2 separate regions of the Mus musculus genome follow, and region 2 is linked to region 1. The links are chromatin loops, found by intact Hi-C in ENCODE. Cell type or tissue: left cerebral cortex. All regions are shown on one strand.

Region 1 (4,000 bases):
AGACATAGCACCTCTTTCTACACATTGTTGTGTGCTATCATCAGAATGCTTGTGTGAACTCACAAAATTCTCATGCTGCCACTCCAACCCGAAAGGCACCATGTGGTCATATATGATGGTAGGAGATGAGGCATTTGGAGCATGGTGAGACTACAAAAAGCCAGCCCTCTTGTCTGTGTGAGATTACAGTAAGAAGACAGATCCCCACAAGAGTGTGGGGGCTCCCCAGACACCAATCTGTCAGCACCTTATTCACAGACTCCCCAGTCCCCAAAACTGTGAGGACAAAATTTTATGGGGTGTGTATAAACCAAAGAGTTTATAGTGTTCTGTTATAGCAACTCAAATAGACTAAGTTCTGTCTGCATACTTTCATTGAACCACCCCCTCTGTGAACTTAAAAAAAAAAAAAAACCACACAAAACAAAAACAAAACAAAACAAAAAAGCCCACCCCAAACCATATCATCTTCCTTCAGGGTCTGGCACCCAAGTGTGGCAGCATGAACTTGGCTTTGCATTGGAAATCAAAGCCTGGTGCAGGCACACAGAGGAATCTGTGGTTTTCAGCTGCTTGTGCCTCTGAGTGAGTTTGGAGAAACGGATCAGTTCAAAAATCACTAGCCTCTCAGCAAGCACTGCAGGGCGATCAATTCTGAACGCCGCGCATCTCAGCGAGCAGACGCTGTCTACACATTTGTTTTCTCCTCCTCCTCTGTCTCCACATGTTCCCGTCAACTCACTCTGAACAGCTATTAACAATAACTTCAGGAAGCAGTGGGAACTAATGACAAGTCTCATCCCCTCCGTCTAATAACGCGGTCCTAATTCTCATGTTTTCATTATCCCCTGGCACTAAACCATTTCCATTTGCACACCCAAGCAATCCCCCATATCTTCAGTGTTAATGTCAGCTTGATCTGCACTGATCACTTTCATTAACAATATACATTTACAGGGTAATGTGATCCAAAAACAGATGCTTCCCAAATAAACCACTCATGGCATTGACAAAAAGATACAGCATGAAGGTCAAAGGCCCTAGAAGTTTTCCATTTACCACAGGGGAAAATAAAGAATGACTCATTAAATTTGCTATTCACTCAACAAACATACTGGCTATGACTCAGGCTCGGGGATAACTGATGGATGCAAAGATGGTAAGAAAATAGGGCATAGATTCTAAAGCTGGTGACTGTCTGCTTTCGGACTAGGGCATGGACTCCATATTTGGAAAAATGGGGATATGAGGCTTTATATCCTGATTGAGTTCTCAGAGCCTTTGGTCTGTTTCATAGCAGTGTTGGTGTTGGTCCACTGGCTGCAGACCCAAAAAAGAATGGCAGATCTCAGCAACAATGAAGACTAAGTATAAAGCTAAGGTTACAATATAATAAGAGTGATCCCAGGAGGAGTCCTTAGAGTCTTACTAAAGCTGCTGTAACAAATTCCATGATGCCCTTGGCTTTTGGGTTTTGTGAGCGATCCTTAGTGTCCCTGATCTTACAGAAACATCCTTCTGCTCTCGGTTCTCCTTTCATACTGTCCTTCCTGTGAACCTGCTTCTGTGTCCAAATTTTCCCTCAAATAAGGCACCAGTTGCACTAGATATCATAAGGATCCCATCTTTATGTATATCTGCAGGGATATGCGGAGGTCTTTCATATGCAAACGCACATACACAAGTGCCCACACACAGGCATACAAACACACAATCTGAACAAGCAAACACACACACACATCCAAGCACACGCATACAAACAATCACACACATGCATATGCACACACACATGCACATGCACGCACACACACATGTACACATGCACACACACCATGAGAGCCGAAGAGACCTGTGATTGGGAGGAGGGGTGCAAAAGAGTAGTAGGGGTAAAGCAGGGCTTTGTTCACGCCCTCCTAGAGAACTCAGTGTTGTTCAGAGTGTGGTCTAAAAGTGGCAGCATCAGCACCACCCAGCAACTCTCGAGATATGTAAATTCCACCCACCCATGCATATCACCCCCAGATCTATAGAATTAGAACTCATAAAGGTGGGGTTCATAAATTTGTCTTCACAGCCCAAGCAATGGTTCTGACTGCCATTCATCAGTGACCTGGGCACAGGCTTCAAGCTCATACTCTCCTCCCACCACCAAAGAAGAACCAGAGTGGCCTATAAATCATTGCCCTGCTTTAAACTTACAAAAGCTCCCGACTACATTTAGAAAATAAAATTCTCTTCCTCACTTAGAAGATTTTCTTCTATTCCACCTTTCCCCCCTTGCTCAACACACTCCAGGGATGCTGGCTTCTTATTGACAGGAGATATTAATACAGCTTTGTTTGCCTTGTATCCATAGTACCTGACATATAAAAGAGACATTCACTATTCATGCATAAATCATTTCATTAGTAAAGACATTCATATTTGTCTTATCCAAGGTTTAAGATTTTTGCTGAATTTCAATTTGTTCTTTCTTAGGTTTGTCTATTTAAATTCTAAAGTGACTCACAGTATCACTTTTTCTTTTTCTTCTCTTCTTCCTCTTCCTCCTCCTCCTCCTCCTCTTCCTTCTCTCTCTCTCTCTCTCTCTCTCTCTCTCTCTCTCTCTCTCTCTCTCTCTCTCTGAGATGGTTTGGATTAGTTTTAGTTTACTATTAGTAAATGCTGCAAAAATATTCACAACATATATAGTTGTACTACAAACATTCTCATCCCTAGTAGTTGAAAACTGTACATATGAATATCCTTATTATAAAGCCTGTGGATGGCTCTGTGCTTAAGAATGTCTCCTGCTACAGCGGAGGACCTGAGTTTGGTTCTCAGCATCTATATGTATCTCACAGTTTCCTTTAACTCCTCTTTTTTTGATCCATAAAGATTATCATTGAACTGAGACTGAAGTAAGGAAAGAAATGTCCAAGGATAAAGTTGTGTGAGAATATTCCTGATAGAGGAATAACATGTACAAACACACTGAGCTGTGAAGAAGGCCAAGAGAAGTCCAGAGTATTTTGGTCCTGGGAAAGAGAAGATATACATGAGGCTACGGAGCCAGAACGGAACATGCATGTGATGGTGAACTCTGAAAATCTGGGGTTCTAACTTTTACCATGCAGAAACTTGAAAGCAGCCAGAAGTTTAACCCTTGTGCCGTATTTCAGTTTAGGGATTTCTGTGGGTGGTAATGGCAGAGGGAGGGAGTTAAAGAGCCAAGGGACAAAGCATGAAAATTCTGCTGGAGGTCTTCACATTTGAATCATTGCTTTGCCCAGCTTCAGGTCAGGGCTGGTCCTTCATCACACTGTACAAGAAGCAATTTGGCAGTGGCTTGCTATTTTCCTTCATTGCTTATACATTTCTTGTAGGTCAGTTTGGCGGCTGATGTGTTAGGCAACAATCCTTTGAGTCCACTGTACTTGCCCAGTGAGCCTCCTGTGGAGCCACTTCCTCATGCCTCCATGTATAGAGTGCTGATGAGCCGTATGGCTTTTCCTTTGGCTTCTTGGGCATCAGCTGTCTCTTCACGACAGCTTCCTGATAGTCCTAAAACCTTCTGTGCCCAGAGGAACCCTGATAAATTTGTAACCTTTTTGTTAATGATAAATATATGACTTATGTTGCAAATATAGAAATCTTCTTTTTAGGGGCTAGAGAGATGGGTCAGCATTGAAGAATACATTGCTCTTGCAGAGTACCCAAGCTTGGTTCTCAGCAAACACATCAGGTGGCTTACATGTCTGTAACTCCAGCTCATTTTTAAAAACCATCTTCTGACCTCTATATGTACTGTAATCATATGCACATGTGCACACACACACACACACACAGGCAAAATAAAAAATTAAATCTTAAATCCAGTTCAAATGAATGAAAGAAGGCCCACAGGTTATAGGTTAGTGTCAGATGTTAGACTAGATGCCTATGACCATAAAATTGTTGCTTAAATGGAATCCTTATAGATTCATGGACACATGGACTGACTAATACACTGAATTTAGCA
Region 2 (4,000 bases), 62 kb after region 1:
GTTGCTGATACTATTAGGATACGGTTTGGCATTCAAGCTGACTACAATGAACCAACTCCAATGAACCAACTAACCTTGGGAATGACTAATAGTTATTGATAAAATGAGTCATATCTCAGTTATAGATATGTTTTTCTTGCCTGTGAAGACTCAGTACATATCTACACAATTATAGCTTTTGATCTACCAGCATAGAGCAATATAGATATGATAGCCAGGACCCCAAACAGCAAAGACTCAGAGTGACTAGAAAATACAATCATACAGTGGTCAGAAATTGCACCTTTTTACCCAGGCATAGGGAAATATGAATGGATTTCAGAAGGCATGGTAAAAAGCTAGTCTATAGGAGATACTTTATATATGGATGAGGTGCAGGTGCCTGCAACATGGATGATAATTTGAATCACAGGTCTGCATCCAGAGCTCTGTTCCCAATGGTCATCACACATGAAACTATGAATGAAAATGCAAAGTAGGAATAGTCTAGTTACCATCACTCCTTGCTGTTACATTTCCCCTTGCTCTGTTTGTGATTTATTTCAGACACTTCACTTCCTTCTCTTAATGGACTGTTGCTGGACCTGCCTGACCTTATAACTGTATGGACCAGAAAGGACCCAGTTTATGATAGTATCACTCTTTGTTGAACAGCAACAACAACAACAACAAAAATGTATGCTTTCTCTCACACACTGGACTCTATGGGTTTAGCAGTCCTGGCCATACAAGTTAGAGTATTTTAATCAAAGGATAGAGCTAAACTGAAGGGAACCAGGCTCATTTCATAATTCTTGTATCTAGAAGCCAGCAGAAAAGTAGGGTTGTTATATTGTCAGGGGGAACTGGCCATCCTTCAACGGTTGCATTTATACAACAGGGAAGGATAAGACTATATTTAACTACCATGAGATCTATCTGGGTGCCTTTTGGTACTCCACTGCCTTGTGCTGAAAGAAAATGCATAATCAAGTGTCATGGGATAAAGTTTCACAATAAACGATGCCTGAGGATCTGGGTCAGCCACCCATGCGAGCAGAGGTGCTGCTATAGGAGGCTGCAGGCTCTGACATGCATAATGGTTCTGAGACCAGTTCCAGCAGCGTGGGCTATCATGTTTTCTCATTTTTCTTCACCCTGTAAGTTTCCTTCACGAAAAAGAAATGTGACATCAAGGAATCCTGAAGGTTTTTCTCCTTGAGTGTACAGTAAGGAAGAATAAGGGCATGCTGTTTTAGACCCTGTAATTTATCATTTATATGTATGTAACTTTATAATTAAAGTTTTCTCTCTGGGAAAGACATTTTACCCAAGATGCTGTGAATGCTATCAGATGAAAACCTTCACTGTCTCCTCAGCTGCAGAGGGTCACCTGCCCCAAGCTCAGGCCACTCCTCAGATATCTGATGTCCAGTGAACATCAGGTGACAATGTTACATAGTTTGCTGTTTCAACAGAAGTTGAGACCATCTTGGCAGACCATGGTAGCGCTGGATTTTCTTGTGACCCTGGCTGAAGTTTTCAGTGGGTTGTATAACTACTGAATTTCTCCTGACATTATTTTCCTTTCTCGTTTCTTTCAGATGCACATCCCAAAGACACACTACATAGAGCATCCTGCATGCTAAAGTCCACCTAAGATTCTGCCTTCTAGAAAACCAAATTTTCTCTTCAAAATAATTTCATGTGTATTGTCTTATTTTCCCTTTGTATTAATCCTGTGAGCTAGGCAAGGCAGATTTTATTTTGTAGATGCAAAGGGGCCTAGAGAAGTTAAATTCGGTTTCTAGCATTTAACAGTGGAACTCACCATTGACAGGCCCACCTACGACACACCCACCATGTCTGCTTTTCTTATTCTACCATGTGCCTTTTCTGTGCAGAGGGAGCCAAACTAGGCTGTGTTCATCTTTCTGCTGTGAAACATGCCCAGATCTTAAGGCTCAGTCTCTCAAAGGGTTCTGGGAGATGTAGTTACATCACCAACAAGGCAATTCATAACCAGTAAGAGAGGGATGTTTTAATGATGCTTTTATGATATATTGATCCTATATCACAAAAAGTATTGAAAAGTTTTAATCAAGAGCAGATCATGCTAATAAAATACAAAGGTGTGTCACTTACAATGAAAAAAATCAAAACTAGCAAGAGATTTGGTGTTAGGAATTGCACAGGTAACTTACTGATCTCAGGGCTGTGTGTACCCTGTTGTTGAGGGTGATAGTCATGTGAATGTCCAAGATGCTTAACTGATGGCTTGCTTTCATGAAAGTATGCTTCCATTGTATTTCATTCATTTTCTATGTAAGCATCCCTCTAAAATGACTGTATCCATCCTGCATCCTTAAAGAGAGATGGGAGACTGTAGATCTGTGTGGGGTAAGAAACACTGGACATATCCAGAGATGTACTCTATAGTAGTAGATCTGAAGTTTAAATAAGCTTAGCTTCACTGTGCGTGTCACTGTCTCTGTGGTCTTTCTTGTCTGAAAGTGAAAAGAGACCAGGATGCTCACTGGTCAGTGCTCAGCCATGGACCACTTACCCCTGGCTTTCTCAGTTTTCCTTGCCTGGGCTGCTTTGGATCTCTGACTTTACACAGACCAGAAAGAAAGTCCAGGACTTAGATTGTAAGTATCAGAAGTGATGGAAGAAGAGGTAACATGGTAGAGTGACTGCAATGTATAGTGGATAACTTGTAAGACTTAGTTCCACAGACAGGACTAAAGCCCATGGTACCATGACAATAATGAAACCACATCAGGCTCTTTTAATGAGGGGGGTTAATGAAGTCATTCATACAAAGAGCTTTGAGTTTATAATTAATGCTCTGGGACTACAACCTCAGTCCTCTATATCTAGCACATTTAAAACTTTCAAGAGAATGAAATTAAATGAACATTTCTATATCCCAGCTTCCAAAAGGAGAATATAACGTGCAGTACCCTAATGGCAAGCATGTATTATCTCTGTAGGGGTTAAGTAAATCAGCAGCAATGATATCCAGTGGTTACAGAATAAATTATTATTTAAATTCAATCAAGAATAGCTTCAATTAAGTGTAGTAGTTGACTGGTGATGTATTTGAAAATATGGAGAGCTTTGCGCAGTGGCAGTATCGTAGTCAATGAGGTTTATCCGAGGCACGGTTATTGCTAATTGAAAATATGGAGATATTCCATTGGCATTTGCTTTGTCCCTACTTTAGCAGTTACCAAAGCTCCAACATGTCTCTTCTGTATTTCTCTTATTTTTCTGAAAGTCGAGGTGTCCAATATTCTGATGAAGAGCAGTTATATTACTTTTACTTTAACACCTGTCAGAAGTTTGAGAATAAGAGAAATGATCAACTGTGACTGGATTAGGAAAGAGCCTAACTCAATTATAGCTTCTCCCCATGACTGGACTCTAACAATCACAGAGAGACGACGCATAGTAACAGATTGTGAGCAACACGGCCTCATATAGGTGAGCAAGGACATGCCTGCCTTTTCCTTTCTCATTTTGCTCTACCATGTACAGTGCTTACCCCTATGTCTACACTCATAGAGAGCATCCGTTCTAAAGGTTCTAAAGAGGACAATCTGCAGACAGACTCAGTAATCTGACTATGGGCAAAACAGCTATTAAAGCGTCCTTTCCTGGGAAGGATGTGAGTACAAGATCCCTACTAAAGCAGCAGCCACAGATGGAGACAGAGAGCCCTGAATGCCCTCTTAAAGTAGACTGGCTGATCTCTCCAGGGCGAGATTCTAGTTTCCAGACAGATGCTAATGGCTGTCTAGAGATTCTAGTGCTTTCTTCCCTGTTTAAATATAAGTATCCCTGAGAGAGTTAGCACCAAAGAGGTTTGCAGGTAAGAAATTGAACGTCCAACAGTAGAATAAATTTTGAGAACAAGGATTCAAAATGAGGGAGGAGAGATCTTGAAAATGAAGACTTATGCTTTCAGGAGAAAACATCTCAGGAACAAAATAGAAGGGTTGAGTTAGAGTCTGCT

Evidence for each region. A loop is a pair of places that touch in the nucleus more often than their neighbours do. Peaks named below come from ENCODE experiments on the same cell type or tissue, not always from the same donor. Only the 100,000 strongest peaks of a DNase experiment are listed, where the experiment ranks them.
Region 2: it touches region 1 in a loop (2.2-fold over the local background); 1 of 42 quality-filtered maps calls a loop at or near these places.

What each region holds. Positions count from the first base shown.
Region 1 is chr19:26,321,829-26,325,828 of GRCm38, reverse strand. No RefSeq gene overlaps it. Among named protein-coding and RNA genes, the nearest start is that of Gm34808, 180 kb to the left of the region's middle. In left cerebral cortex, no CTCF peak of the experiment used is centred here; DNase peaks (open chromatin) are centred at 661, 1,211 and 1,946; H3K27ac peaks cover 489 bases.
Region 2 is chr19:26,259,592-26,263,591 of GRCm38, reverse strand. It overlaps the pseudogene Gm25176. Among named protein-coding and RNA genes, the nearest start is that of 1700048O14Rik, 220 kb to the right of the region's middle. In left cerebral cortex, no CTCF peak of the experiment used is centred here; DNase peaks (open chromatin) are centred at 1,021 and 1,861; H3K27ac peaks cover 1,352 bases.